Linked DNA regions of Mus musculus: region 2 is linked to region 1. Evidence: chromatin loops called from intact Hi-C (ENCODE). Cell type or tissue: left cerebral cortex. All regions are shown on one strand.

Region 1 (8,000 bases):
GTTTGAGAACTACTGTGCTAAAGGAACATAAAAATAACATAATCCCTTATGACATTCTGCTATACTCATAAATCACTGTTTTGCGCAGCTATTATAAAGATGCTTCCTCCTGCAGTAGATGGGAACAAATGCAGAGATTCCCAACTAGACAGTGTGCAGAGAGAGAGAGAGAGAGAGAGAGAGAGAGAGAGAGAGAGAGAGAGACCTTGGAATGCTCAGTCATAAATGAGATATGTCCATCAACTCCTTTTCCTCAGACTCAGGGAACTCTGTGGAAGAGAAGCAAATGGAAGACAGAAGACATCAGACAAATGAGGCACAGATCTAAGCCAGCTGGGTCCCAGTGCTGAGAGGGGTCATAGGCAGAAGCCCCGCCCCTAACCTAGAAGCTGTCTCCAGCTGATAACTTATCATAAAGGAAAAATTAGGTTCCTTCCAAGAGTCTCACTGGGTATTCAAACCACATTTTAAGGTCAGGCCTTATGACCAGCAGACAATGGTCAACCCAAAAGGAAGTCAGTGGTATTCTTAGAGGTTTCTGTGTCTCAAAATGCTTGGTCTGGGCATCTTTCTGTACTTACCTTATATATTATGGTTTCTGATTTTATTTTTATGGGTTTTCTGCGTGTGTGAATGTGCGTGTCTTTGGGTCTGTATATGATTCTTATGCTTTTTCTTTCGCTCTTTTCCTGTTTATTTTGTCCTAGTCTGATATTTGTGTGTTTGTTTATAATGGCTGTTTGTTTTCTAATGAGAGAGAGAAAGAAAGGGTGTGGATTTGGGTGAGAGGAAGATGGGGGTCTGGAAGGAGTTGAAGGAATAAAACAGTCAGAATATATTCTATGGAAAAATTCATTTGTAATAAAAAATAAAATAAGAAGATGCCCCAGGGCCTAGTCACCTTCTAGTGGGCTCTACCTCTTAAAGATGCGACCCTTCTACATAGTCCCGGGTTGCACACAAGAGGTTTCACACTTCCAGCACAGAAACCTTTAGGGATCGGCCCCATCAACAGAGCGGGCCTGCTTGATGCTTGCCCTGTTCTCTTCTCCCAGTGTTCCGCTTCGAAAGCTTAACCTTTCACTGCTCAAAGCCACTCTTTCAGCTATCACTTAGATGACAAGTCCTCAGATGACATCATTAGGTCCAGGGTACACTTGTCCCAAGTCAGGAGACTGCTGAGAATCCAGTGGCCTAGACAGAACTCAACACACAGGTGTCCAATTATCATGGAAATAACAAGTCATTTATAACCACAGAGGCAGGAAGATGTATACAGCACAGGTCTGCAAAGGACCTACATCTCCACTCAAGGAAGACTGCCTTTTATGCAATTAAAATGAGCTTTCCATCTGTCTAAAGACCACTTACATAAGCATCCCCCCACCTTCTCTGCCCCCACAGGTCCTTCATCCCTGCTTCGAGCCATGTTTCTCTGCTTGTGAATGCCAGGCCAATGGCCACTGCCTGTACAACTCTATGCAGCCCAGGGCCAGCTGCTAAGGAGAGAAGGCCCCTAGCAGGTCACTTGCCTTAGAGAGGATGGCTTGCTTTGCCACTTTCTGAGCCTAGGAGATGTGGAAAGCAGGCTCTCACCATTCTCCTAGTGTCTGAAAGTCCATCTTGGGAACATGTCTCTAAGCAGCGTCGTCAGAAGGGGTAAATGAATGAGGTCCTGTGAACGTCAAGAGAGGGAGGAGTTGAGTCCATTTGAGCAAGTCCACTTCGTCATCCTTTCTGCAAAGAGACCTGCCCTGAGTATGTCTACATCCTTGCTTCTAGGAGTGCTCTTCCCTGTGCGTGCATTAGCACGGTTTCATCTGAAACCCACTTTGAGCAGTTTAGAGGCACAGTAAAGCCTTCCTGCTCCTGTGCTTGCCCATCTGTGAGAGGCCACATGAGTGACAAAGAAACTCACTGGCTGCCCAGGCTGAATTTTGCTGGGATCTTCCTTTGGTGTCTTGGAACGTTATAAGGAAAAGACAATTTGTTTATATCCCTTCAGGGAAGGAGTTTTGGCAACAATTGCTTACCTATTAGATTAAAGAAAACAATGTACACAAGAAAGCTGGCTTCAGCCTCCACCTCACAGAGAGCAGCCCATTTTGCAAACTTTTCTGTCGTGACTGCTCAGTTCCCTCTTACTAGACTGTGGTGCTTGGAATGCAAGCACTAGGCTGACTCCAGTCAGTAAGCTTGTGCCAGCTACACCACAGGTGCTCAATATATATATTTGTTGAATTAATGATCAGATGTAAGCCTGAGTCCACAGCACTAAAGCCATCTTTCCTTCCTCTATCTCTCCCTCCCTCCCTCCCTTCCTTCTTCCCTCCCTCCCTTCTTCCCTCCCTTCCCTCCCTCCCTCCCTCCCTTCCTCCCTTCCCTCCCTCCCTCCCTCCCTCCCTCCCTCCCTCCCTCCCTCCCTTCCTTCCTTCCTTCCTTCCTTCCTTTCATACTATAGATTGAACCTACAGCCCAGGTGCGCACTAGGCAAACATTCTACCACTCAGCTATATCTCCAGCCCTTTTTCATTCTTAAACTTCTTATTTTTAAGTTAAGTTTCCTAGGCTAGCCTTAAACTCACTCTGTAGTTCAGGCTGGCCCTGAATGATTCACCTGCCTTGGTCTCCTAAGTAGCTGGGATTGCAAGCCTACACCATCGGACCTAGCTATTCATTCATTCATTCACTCATTTATCTAGTCACTGTTTTGTGGCATTTTGTAGAGCTCTTCTGTTTTAGGCAAGTGCTCTACCACTGAGCCACATTTCCAGCCTCATGTCATATTTATGTGGTAATTTGTTTAGGCCACAGCCCCAGGTATTTGAGAAAACATTGCTATATCTAGAAGGCTGTTTTTGGAATGAGACTAACATGGTGGTGGCAAGGGAGAACCTAGATAGAGCCTTGTGTATACTAAACATGAAGTATGCCCTTAGCCTCCAAGATAAACACTTAGATGGGTGGACTCTGAGTAAAGAAAAGTATCCTCCATAGCATGGGTGTCTCATCCAAGCAGAAGTAGGCCTTAACTGGACCAAGATTGGCCTCCCCTGACTGAAAGCAAATGCTTTTACACACTGTCTTTGAACCTGAAGTGTAATTCTTCCTGGTGTTTGTCTTAACCCACTGTACAGAATTTAGACTTAGCACACATCTCCAGAATTCCATAGAACAATTCTTAAGGAAAGCTCTTAGCTAGAGTGACACACACCCGTATCCCCAGTCCTGAGGAGGCTGAGACCAGAAGATCCACAGCTCAAGACCAGCCTGTGCTTAGAAATACTAATACAGAACTGAATGTGTCAAGCTTAACTTTACAGTCTGGTCTTCACATTTCTCAGAAGAAAAGTTGGGGTGGAGGTGGGGCTGTGGGGCTGGAGAACTGGGGTCTAGGAGGTTGGGGATAAGTGGCTAGGGACTTGGGGGTGTAACTCAGTAGTTATAGCACTTGCCTAACCATGGGCACAGCTTAGCTAGGTTCTATCCCAGCATTGCAAAACTAATACATTTCTATATAAATACACATCCTGTTGGTTCTGTTTCCATGGAGAGCCCTATCTTATACAGCATCTAGTCGGTTAATAAGGAAATAGCTAACAGGGTATATATTTGCCCTCCTTAGCCTGGAAACAAGAGTAATGCCAGCCTCATAACTCATGTATGACCTTAAATAGCCAGAGTCACACCCATTTAGACCAACTCACTCGCCTGACTCACACACATTCTTGAACCGTTAAAAACCATGAGTCCTACTTCATGAGAATGGGACATTGAGGTTCATAAAGATAAGTTAACTTTCCCAAGTTTACACCTGATAGTAGTAAAGTACAAAACTGACCCAAATTCCTCACCTCTCCCTGATTTCAAGCTCTTCTGCCACATTTTAAGTCCATCTACTCCAATGCAAATGCCTATGTGATCTGTTTTAGCCAATGGGGTACAAGCAAATGCGTTGTGAGCAATGGGTATGTGATGGAGTCTATGCTTACCCTCAGTTCTGTCTTGCATGAGCATGGCCTGAATAGCCTGCTTGCAATGGGGAGATAGTCGGGCTAGACTCCAAGCATCCCCTATGCCCACCCCCAAGAAATGCAAGAGATCTCAATCTGAAAGAGCAGAGCTGTCTGGCTGAACAACCCCACACTGCTCTGTGTGACCTAGAGTTTGACTCCATGATATTGACTCTAGCTGGGTTCTCACATCTCAGCACACTGACCAGGCCTGCCTTCCTGCTCGGTCTGGGCTCTTCTGGCCACATCAGGGAATAGAAATGTCACAAGAAGGTATGTCCTACAGTTAAAACAAAACTTTTAATATGTCATGAAGAAGTCCCTTTGTAGTTTTACCACAAAAAAAAAAAATATAAGAAGCATTTTTTTTTTTGTCATGGGGTACTCAATAAACAGCAGACTAAGCACAGGAACCAGGCATGTCCCAGAAAAGTGGGGTTTGGCAACAGGGGGAAAAAAATGAGATTTAAAAAAAAATCTTGATATTTAAAAAAATAAGCACTGAAGTAGTCATGCTAACTTTTTTAGAATTCCTTATGTTACTCTATGGTTTGGGCTTTTCAGAATGAGCATCACACCTAAAGAGGTAGGTGTGGTTCTAGAATCAGCTTCAGTTCTGTGGCCCCCTAGTAGGCCAGTGCACCTGACAGGACCAGTACATGAGCTGCCTGGAGAGACCAGGTCTATGATCAGCCCAGTAGCCATGAGAGAGCAGAGCATGCAGGGAGGGCAAGGAGATCTGGGGGTGGAGGGGACACCCAGGGACACCCAAGGGAAAAGAACTGGGCTCCTGCAATCTGTTTCCTTCTGCCTGTGAATCATCTACATCCACACTCCCTCACAACCAGCACATTACATAAATAATGTACAAAATGAGCAAATCTCCACCACCGCCATAGATGAACTTGACCTTGAGCTATCACAGAGGAGCCAGGGGATGGACTTGGGGGGGCTGGGGCCTCTCCAGAAGGGCAAGGTCTGCTTGACTTCTCCACATCGCTAATGGCTTTTTAGAAGCAGTCACCTTGGAGGCCAAGTGTTTAGGAAACCATCTTCAATGTCAATTTCTCACCCAGTAAAATCTCTGAGGAGGGGAAAAAAAAATCAAAGTAGGCTTGCACACTAACAAGAACAAGGAACACTGAGCAATCTATTGCTGAGGACTTGGAACGATGGTGGCATCCAACTTTGGGTGAGAGTGGGTGTAGAAGGAGGATGATTGCTAATTAAATGACCAAAATTGTAAGCGATGAGCTCTTTTGAAAACTCTGGGAGCCAGCATCTTGATGTGCTTCCGCTGAAAGCCTTCAAAGGCTATGGAAAATATCATGGCCACAGTGAACGACGAACAGACATCAACTTGCTCCCTAGAGATCAAGCATGGATACAAGTAGGAGAAACAGCTCACAGCCAGGTTAGGTAACAAGAAGGAGGAATGGAAAACAGGAGAGGTGTAAGGAACAGTGATGGTTAGGGCCGGCGCTGTGCACCAGCAGCAGCAGCAGCATCTCACAGTCCTCCAGACAGCCCCATGAGGCCACTGCTGTCACTCCCACTATATAGCCACTATATAGATGAAAGAACTCTGCACTTAGGCAGCGTGCCTGAGATCAGTCAGCCAAGGGTGCCTGACCCAAACTCTTGGCCTAAGGCTTCGTCTCCTCCTGACTCCTGTCAAGCTACTTACAATAAGGAGTATCTGGACATTTCCCATCTGGGTAAAAGCGGCTCGAGTTGCAAAGTCCTTCACTTTGTATCAACACAGGAAATGATTGTTCTCAAAGTACAACATTTATTTCTGAAATGAGCTTTAGCTAGCAGAGTCAGCCTTAGTCTGCCTTAAATGAACACCACGTGAATTTGTTTTAGTGGAGAGTGCTTCCTCCACAACCCCCTCCCAGATGTTCTTTCTTTCTCCTCCTCCTCCCCTCCTCTCCCTCCTCTTCTTCTTCCTCCTCCTCCCCTTCTCTTCCTCCTCCCCCTCCTCTTCCTCCTCCTGCTTCTTCCTCATCATCTTCTTCTCCCAGTTTTTGTTGATGTTTTCTTGTTGAGACAGGATCTTGCTATATAGCACAGCATAGCCTTGAACCAGCAATCCACTTGCCTTCACTCTCCAGTGTTGGGATTATACCAAGTACTTAAGGACTCCTTCTTAGAAATGTTAGCGTCTGGTCCTTTATTCAGCATCTGTCTTAATTACTTTTCTACTGTTGGGACAAAACACCATGACCAAGGCAACTTAAAGAAGGTGCTTTGTTTTGTTTTGTTTTGTTTTGTTTTGTTTTTGTTTCGAGCAATTTCAGAGAGACAAGAGCCTACCATGACAGAGAAACATGGCAGCAAGCAACAGGCCTAGCAGTTGGAGCAGGAAGCTGAGTGTTCACATCTTAGGCTGTAAGGACAAAGCAGAGAGCTCACTTCAAAGGAGAGTTTAGTCTTTAAACTCTCAAAGGCCACCCCCAGCAATGAACTTCCTCAAGCCTCCCCAAATACTGCCAACAACTGGTAAACACATATCCAAGATTACTGGGCACATTCAAACCATGCCCTTAGAACCACCACAGCGCCCATTCATTATGTTGGAAAATACTATTGAGAACCTACTAAGTTCTAGGCACATGCTGGTTTTTCGGATTGAGCAGAAGAGATCCCTGCCCTAAAGGGGCTCAGAGTCTATATATGAGACTGTTAAGGACTGGCCATTCAGAATCCAGTTTCCTGAGTGTCAAAACAGATACATGACACAAAGGAAAAACAAGCAAGGAAAGCCGTGTTAGAGCCAACAGTATTCCAAATAGGGGAAAAACTGAGAAAAACTCTCTAAAACCAGAAAGGAGATGAGGGCACCCACTTTCTCCAATTTTATTCATTAAAGTACGTGTAATCATAGGTAGAAAAATAAGACAAGATGTAGAAATGCGAATAGGAAAGGAAGAAGTCAAGTTATTCTGATCTGCAGGCAACGTAATCCTGTAAGCTGGTAAACACACAAAGATTGAGAGAGAGAAAAGAGACAGACAGACTGACTGACAGACAAGCATCACAGAGACACAAAGACATGAAGACACAGAGTGACATTAATTAAGTAGGTATTTCTTGAAGAAATTAAAAATCAGGGGATGTTTTACGAAATGTTCCACATCCTTAGCCTCAGGGAAATGGAAAGTAAAACACAGAGGCTGGACAGAGTAGGGTATGTCTTTAATCCCAGCACTCAGGAGGCAGAGGCAGGTGAATCACTTTAAGTACAGGGTCAGCCTTATCTACATAATGAGTTCTAGGCCACCCACCGGTATATAATGAGCCCTTGTCTCCAAAACAAAAGTAGAAACTTTATCTCCTTCCAGTCTTAATGGGTGGCATTAAGAAAGCAGCAAATGCTGATAAGGATGGGGAGACAGGGAGCCTAATTTATTGCTGATGGGGATGTGAACTGGTGAACTGGTGTAAGCACTGTGGAAATCAGAAGGGGGTTCCTTAAAAAACTAAAAATAGAGCTACCTAATCCATACACACCTGTCCTGGCTGTTTACCTGAAGGATTTAAATCAGCACAGCACAGAGATATTTCAAAGTCATGTTTGTTGCGGCTTTATTTTCAATAACCAAGATATGAAACCTGGCTTGATGTTTAGATTCACCAAATGATGAAGAAAATGTGGCATATATACACACAATAGAGTTTTATCTAGCCATAAAAAAAAAAAAAAAAAAAAAAAAGTCACGTAAGCAAATGGATGGGACTGGAGATCATTATGTTAATCAAAGTTAGCCAGACTGGGGAAGACAAGTATCACGTCTTCTTTCACGTTCAGATTTTAGATTTAAATTTATGTAGATGTGTACATATGTAAGACATAAAAGCGGAACGGGACTGTGGAGATGTTGGGAGCAAGAGAAGAGGGAAAAGGAAGGCTAGGGCGACCCAAAGCTGAGGGGGCGGGATAGGTAGAGAGCTACAAGGGAGGGGGAGTCAAAGCAAAACACA
Region 2 (8,000 bases), 97 kb before region 1:
GATCCTATTTTGATAAGATCCAGGGGAGCTATCTGTGTTTTCCCACAGAATGAAGACAACCCATTTTGGATACCAGAAAGACTCACCCGAAAAATCCAGACTGACCAAGGGAATACTGATGTCCCTCGTCTTGGTGATGTCCAGGGCGTCAATAATAAAGAGAGAGCAGCGTTGGGGGATAATGTCGACATTTCCACTCCCAATGACGGTGATGTATAATGCTCAAGTATTCTGCTTTTTTACCACTAACTAGGAACTGGGTTTAGCCTTGATTCAGACAGCCTTGGCTCTGTCTGGACAGGTCCAGACGACTGACACCATTAACACTTTGTCAGCCTCAGTGACTACAGTCATAGATAAACAGGCCTCAGCTAATGTCATGATACAGGGTGGTCTCATGCTGGTTAATCAACTCATAGATCTTGTCCAGAAACAACTAGATGTATTATGGCAAATAGCTCAGCTGGGGTGTAAACAAAAGTTTCCGGGATTGTGTGTTACTTCCATTCAGTATGAGAATTTTACTAGGGCAGCTAATTTGTCAAAAAGTCTTTTTCAGTATATGTTACAGAATCGGACGGCTGAATTTGAACAGATCCTTCGGGAATTGAGACTTCAGGTCAACTCCACGCGCTTGGACCTGTCCCTGACCAAAGGATTACCCAATTGGATCTCCTCAGCATTTCCCTTCTTTAAAGAATGGGTGGGATTGATATTATTTGGAGATACACTTTGCTGTGGATTAGTGTTGCTTCTTTGATTGGTCTGTAAGCTTAAGGCCCAAACTAGGAGAGACAAGGTGGTTATTGCCCAGGCGCTTGCAGGACTAGAACATGGAGCTTCCCCTGATATATCTATGCTTAGGCAATAGGTCGCTGGCCACTCAGCTCTTATATCCCATGAGGCTAGTCTCATTGCACGGGATAGAGTGAGTGTGCTTCAGCAGCCCGAGAGAGTTGCACGGCTAAGCACTGCAATAGAAGGGCTCTGCGGCATAAAATGAGCCTATTCTAGGGAGACATGTCATCTTTCAAGAAGGTTGAGTGTTCAAGTGTCCTTCCCCCAGGAAAAACAACACGGGACCAGACCAGGACCCCTCTGGGTGATGAGCCTGGGAGGAGGTTATGTGTACGGCTCCTTTACCTACACACTGGGGATTTGACCTCTATCTCCACTCTCATTAATATGGGTGGCCTATTGCTCTTATTAAAAGAAAAGGGGGAGATGTTGGGAGCCGCCCCCACATTCGCCGTCACAAGATGGCGCTGACATCCTGTGTTCTAAGTGGTAAACAAATAATCTGCGCATGTGCCAAGGGTATTTTACCACTACTTGTACTCTGCCTTTCCCGTGACGTCAGCTCGGCCATGGGCTGCAGCCAATCAGGGAGTGATGCGTCCTAAGCGAAGGATAACTCCTCCTTAAAGGGGACGGGGTTTCCGCCATTCTCTCTCTGGCTCTGGCGCCTGCTTGCTTGCTCCTAAAGATGTAAACAATAGAGCTCTTGCTTGCGCTTTTGCGCTCTGCGCGCTGGCGCTCTGGCTCCTAAAGATGTTTAGAAGGGGGCTTTCGCTTTTGGGGCTGGGGGTTTTGCGCTCCTGACTCCCGAAGATGTAAGCAATAAAGTTTTGCCGCAGAAGATTCTGGTTTGTTGTGTTCTTTCCTGGCCGGTCGTGAGAACGCGAGTAAGATAATTTCCCTCAAAAGAGTGGAATGTCACAAAAGTAGCAATGACTGTGTTACTTGGTTATATGTTGCTGTGACCAAGTTACATGACAGAAACCACCAAAGGAGGTTCCATAGGATTCAGGTCACTTGCATCCATATTGCTGGGTCCAAACATGGCTGAATAGAGGAGCATCTTCATGAAGAACAAGAATCAGGATGGATATGGCCGTGCTCCTTTCCTTCAATCCATTCAGTTCCCGAGTCCTTGGAGGGCACGTGCCCATACTCTGGGTCTGTCTCCCATCCCCAGTCAACCCTCTCAGGAAAGCCCCCACAATCATACCCAAACCTACGTGGCTCTAAACCCAGTCAGGTTGAAAATGAAGATTAACCATCATAAGTGCTCATTTGAATTTCTAATCTTCCCCCGTTCCCCTAAGTAACGTGGAATTCTGTTCTGAATTTCTGAGATAAACCAGCGTTGTAGGTTTTTAAAAGTTAATCCATCACGACACCAGGGACTGGTTTGACCAAGGTAGAGAGGGAAAGAAGAAAAATGTAAACACAGAGAGTCAGAAAAACTAGGACCAGGTGGGGTGGCCTCTGATAGAGAGGCTACAACACCTGCAGAGTATTTGTTATATACAAACAGGAAGGTGGGGTTATTGCATATAGCTGAACAAGGAGGCAGGTTTATTGAATACTGATAAACAGGGAGAGAGGGCTATTAGATACAGCTGAAAAGGAGACAGGTTTAGCTCATCTTGGTAGGAGCAGTCTTCAGACCAAAACACCTAGGCCGAGCGACCATTTTTTGCACATTCTGGCAACACTCACCCTTACATCCATGGAAGGCTTTCCCAAGTCTCTGGACCTCCCCCAGGGAAGGCTTTGCTGCTGGAATGGGGTGATGCTGCAAGGTTCTTAACATTGTTGAACCTGTATCAAGGATGCACAACCACTCATTCTTTCCCTACTACATCTCATTGCCGGGAGTGAATGAGTGACAAGTGAGCAAGTGGGCTAACTGGTTGGAACGAAGTGGTCCCTACCTCACCGTGTTCATAGTACAGTGAAGTCCTCTCCCCTGAATGTGGCCTGGACCTAGTGAATTGCCTCTAAGGCACTAAATGTGAAAGTGAAGAGGTGTGTCTCCAGAAACTAACCTACAAAAGGCCAGCCAGGGCCTGCTCCTCTGCTGTCTCTCACCTGTTCTTATTAAGCCGGGTGCCACATTTCTAGCTGCCCTATCAGAAGGCCTACATAGTAAAGAGCTAGCGGTGTTCTCTAGCCAATAGCCCGTGAAGGACTAAGGCCCAGGCCAACATCCCACTGGAAGCTTCACCGTTCTCATTATTACATGTATTTGATGTACATGGTAATCGGTGCTTTCCAGTCCAGCCCTAAGATGACTGTAGCCTTGGACTCCAAAGCAAAGAGTCCAGTTAAACTGGTCCTGACTTCCTGACTCCCAGCACTCTGAAATGTAAAATGTCTTTCCTTTTCATTTGAAGGGTGGCTTAACTCAGTACACAGCAGTATTTAATACACTAACCAATAAACGGATGCCTGGCCAAGCATGGCTCCCAGGGATGTAGAAGGAATTATATACCCTAACTAGACCATATAAAAAACACACAATCTAGCTATTTTATTATAAGTTCTGAGCCTAGATTGGGCAGATTTTGAACTATTCTAACTTACATCCCAGTTATAAGGCCCTTGTTACTGGCTGTTTCTTCTAGCCATGTGCTCATGGTCCGTCTCCTCTCATGGCGGCTTTCTTGGTCTCCTTTCTTCTTCTCCCTCTTTACCGTGACCCCTAGCCAAGTAACTAAAACCCCATCCACCTCAATCCTAGGCTTTTTAGTGACTAGTTAACTTGGGGAGTGAGCTTACATAGCACGGTGCATAACAAGGTTACACATCAAGTAACTACTTGGTGTACATGAGGATCTTCTCATGGGGGGCAGGCAACTGGATCTTGGGGCCCAGTATTTAGCATCTGAATACATAGTAGCACGAGACCAACCCCAACACATGGGCCCATTCATATTGTAACTTCAGGGGCCTATGCAGCAGCTCTGAAGTAGCATATATATGTTCATCCAGACAGCAGCTAGGCAATTGGGCACCATGGCAATGGGTCCAGGAGTTGGCAGGCAATGTTGAATTAATCTTTAGGGTTGAATTCTCCCACACCAGCACCCTAATAGACCTACTAGATTTTGCTGAGGAATGGGTTTTAAGTAGATAGTGTTGAGCAAGGCTGTCCCTAAACTTCGATAGGAACTGAGGCCACAAATGGAAGCCTGTAAATTACAGGCTGGCTGGGCAGTGGTGGAGCACACCTTTAATCCCAGCACTTGGGAGGCAGAGGCAGGCGGATTTCTGATTTTGAAGCCAGCCTGGTCTACAGAGTGAGTTCCAGGACAGCCAGGGCTACACAGAGAAACCCTGTCTCAAAAACCAAAACCAAACCAAAACAAAACAAAACAAAAAAGTTACAGGCTGGGTAGGTGGCTCAGTTGGTAAAGCACCTACCATGCAAGCATGAGAGGACCAGAGTTTCAATCCCCAGCACCCACTTAAAAAGCCAGGCACAGTGGGATGTGGCTGGAATCCTAGGGCTGGGGAGACAGACGTAGGAGGATCCCTGGGACTAGCTGGCCAATCAGCCTAGCCAGAGAGCTCCATGTTCAGTTGAGTGACCTTGTTTAAAAATATAATGTGGAAGGCATGTGGTGTTATCTTCTGTTCCTGCAACACACAAATACCCATGCAACACATCATGGACACAGGGGGGGGGGGAGGGAGGGGGAGGGGGAAAGGGAGAGGAAGAGGGGAAGGGAGATGCCTAGCTATACATTCAACAGGTCTGATGTGGTTTCGAGTTCATCCATCTAAAACACAGGTATAGTTGGTCTCAATGCAAACGTACACTCATTCCCTATAGAATTACGTATTCATCTCTGAGCACTAAAAATATAGGTACCTTAAATAAGAGACAGATTCATGCCAACCCAATGTTTCCATAGGCTGCTACTCTGTTGTTCATAACATACAGAAACAGACTCTATGGCAGAAGGGCTATGTTACCTTTCTAGAAAAAAAGAAAAACCCACAGTATGAAACTATCATTCTGCTTAGCATCCAGGTATTCAACATACAATGAATGAAAACATATTCAAGCTTAGATTAAAACTCTAAGGTCTCTTTGTTCGGGATGTGTGACATATGGGCAAATGTGTAAGTTTTCACTGACTGTAATATTCATGGAATATCTGACTAATGTCTTTCTCCTCCATGGCGTTCTCCCAGGCACTGAGTCTATTTTCTATTCCAGGACCAAGCACAACGGCAGGAGCCTAACGCCTCTATAAATACACACTCAAATTGAATGCCCCTAAATGTAGGCACAGTGCCCCACTCTGAAAGCTTGGTAGCTTAATGAATCCTTCATTTTTTTTCCCACAGGAGGAACTTATTAAAATGAGCAGTGGATGAAGAATTGGAGCTCATAAACTCCCCCCTGGTTCCTGTGCTAACTCTGTGGCCTTGGGCAAGTCACTAACCTCTCTGGGCTTCCTTAGTTTTCTCTCTTTAACATCATTTACTTCTATTGCTCTGCCCACTTCATACAGTTGCTCTTGAGGTCACAAATGCTATGAATGAGTCATTTGTATTATGTGGATGACATCATCTTCAGCCCCAGTAGGACACAGGCCTGTGTGTTCAGGGATTTTAGACTGTCTTGACTGACAGTTCCATGTTCCTCTATATGTTGGCAACTCAATAGCAACTGAATAAACTAACTGTATTCAAGGATTGCCATGGAGTCCAGTATCAAAGCAACTCACACCATGACCTTGAGGTGACCACCCCAAAAGGCCAGAGGCAGGCAAATCCATACCTCTGGTAGACCTTTCAAAACATGACCTTTCTAGAACCTCCCACAATAATCATTTCTATCACCTCCACTTTTGATGCAGACATGGAACCATTGCCTTGCAGTTGAGGCACACCCAAAGGATGCCTATGAGGAAGATGAAAATATTATTAAAATAATTTTCTTTCCATCCTTCCTGCTTCTCAATGTGGGGAGCCGCCCTCACATTCGCTGTTGCAAGATGGCGCTGACATCCTGTGTTCTAAGTGGTAAACATAATCTGCACACGTGCAGGGGCAGTTTTCCCGCCATGTGTTCTGCCTTTCTCGTGATGACAACTGGGCCGATGGGCTGCAGCCAATCAGGGAGTAATACGTCCTAGGCGGAGGATAATTCTCCTTAAAAGGGACGGGGTTTTGCCATTCTTTTTCTCTCTCTTCTCTTGCTTTCTTGTTCTTGTTCTTTCTCTTGCTCTGGCTCTTGCTTCTCTCTCTTGCACTCTTGCTCTCTTGCTCTCTTGCTCCTAAAGATGTAAGCAATAAAGCTTTTGCCGCAGAAGATTCTGGTTTGCTGCGTCTTTCCTGGCCGGTCTCGTGAACGCGTGTAAGAGTTGGTGCTGAGACCCGGGACGAGAAGACCTGGGACGAGAAAACCCGGACGGAAACTACCATCACACCGGCGCAAGGAAGATCCCTCATTCCGGAACCAGAACTGCGGGTCATGGTAATGAAGTGTTCCCGTAAAACAGACTGTTGAGAAGGATTCAACTGCGTGGATTCAGAACTCTTCAGCTGGGGAACGGTGGTAATGAAGTGTTCCCGCAAAACAGACTGTTGAGAAGGATTCAACTGCGTGAATTCAGAACTCTTCAGCTGGGGAACAGGGTACCCGTAAGTATAGCTTTGCAAGGTACATCTGGCCTTGAACTTTCTAATGAAATTCAAGACAGTCTATCAGAAGTAAAGTGGGAAATAGCTTTACAAGGTAAGTCTGGCCTTGAACTTTCTAATGAAATTCAAGACAGTCTATCAGAAGTAAAGTGGGAAATAGCTTTACAAGGTATGTTTGGCCTTGAACTTTTTCTAGTGTTAGGAGCCTTTTTGTTCCTTTTCACATGTTATCAAGCGGTTAAGGCAGGGCTGAAAATTCTGGATGAAATTCAGGGCAATCTATCAGAAGTAAAGCGGGGAGAGAGAGTAGGAGCAAAGAGGAAATATGGTTCACAAAATAAGTATACAGGCCTTTCCACGGGTCTTGAACCTGAGGAAAAGTTTAGGTCAGGTAAGAATACCTGGGGAGAGATTAGAAGGAAGGAGAAGGAAAAAGAAAAGAAAAAAGATCAATCAGCGGAGGTTTCTAGGAGAAGGAGCCTATACTCATCACTAGATGAGCTCAAGGAGCCAGTTCTTAGTAGTTCTGAATCAGATGAAAAGGCTATTAGGGCCTGGAAGGCACTCTCCCGAGCAGGTGAAGCCACTGGACAACTAACAAAGATCGTCCAGAGACCTCAGGAGTCATTCTCAGATTTTGTGGCCAGAATGACAAAGGCAGCAGAGCGTATTTTTGGAGATTCAGAGCAAGCCGCACCTCTGGTAGAACAGCTCATTTATGAGCAAGCCACACAGGAGTGCCGAGCGGCCATAGCCCCAAGAAAGAACAAAGGTTTACAAGACTGGCTTAGGGTTTGTCGGGAGCTTGGGGGACCTCTCATTATGCGTTACTTCCATTCAGTATGAGAAATTTACTAGGGCAGCTAATTTGTCAAAAAGTCTTTCTCAGTATATGTTACAGAATTGGATGGCTGAATTTGAACACACTTCGGGAATTGAGACTTGCCATCATTCAGGTCAACTCCATGCGCTTGGACCTGTCCCTGACCAAAGGATTACCCAATTGGATCTCCTCAGCATTTTCCTTCTTTAAAGAATGGATATGGGTGGGATTATTTGGAGATACACTTTGCTGTGGATTAGTGTTGCTTCTCTGGTTGGTCTGTAAGCTTAAGGCCCAAACTAGGAGAGACAAGGTGGTTATTGCCCAGGCACTTGCAGCTCTAGAACATGGTGCTTCCCCTGATATATCTATGCTTAAGCAATAGGTCGCTGGCCATTCAGCTCTTGCACCCCACGAGGCTAGTCTCATTGCACGGGATAGAGTGAGTTTGCTTCAGCAGCCCGAGAGAGTTGCACGGCTAAGCACTGCAGTAGAAGGGCTCTGCGGCACATATGAGCCTATTCTAGGGAGACATGTCATCTTTCAAGAAGGCTGAGTGTCCAAGTGTCCTTCTCCCCAGGAAAAACGACACGGGAGCAGGTCAGGGTTGCTCTGGGTAAAAGCCTGTGAGCCTAAGAGCTAATCCTGTACATGGCTCCTTTACCTGCACACTGGGGATTTGACCTCTATCTCCACTCTCATTAATATGGGTGGCCTATTGCTCTTATTA

The links. A loop is a pair of places that touch in the nucleus more often than their neighbours do. Peaks named below come from ENCODE experiments on the same cell type or tissue, not always from the same donor. Only the 100,000 strongest peaks of a DNase experiment are listed, where the experiment ranks them.
Region 2: it touches region 1 in a loop (6-fold over the local background); 2 of 42 quality-filtered maps call a loop at or near these places.

What each region holds. Positions count from the first base shown.
Region 1 is chr14:29,861,878-29,869,877 of GRCm38, forward strand. No RefSeq gene overlaps it. Among named protein-coding and RNA genes, the nearest start is that of Gm35281, 69 kb to the left of the region's middle. In left cerebral cortex, no CTCF peak of the experiment used is centred here; DNase peaks (open chromatin) are centred at 1,400, 1,616, 4,790 and 5,187; H3K27ac peaks cover 5,640 bases.
Region 2 is chr14:29,764,673-29,772,672 of GRCm38, forward strand. No RefSeq gene overlaps it. Among named protein-coding and RNA genes, the nearest start is that of Gm35281, 28 kb to the right of the region's middle. In left cerebral cortex, no CTCF peak of the experiment used is centred here; a DNase peak (open chromatin) is centred at 5,000.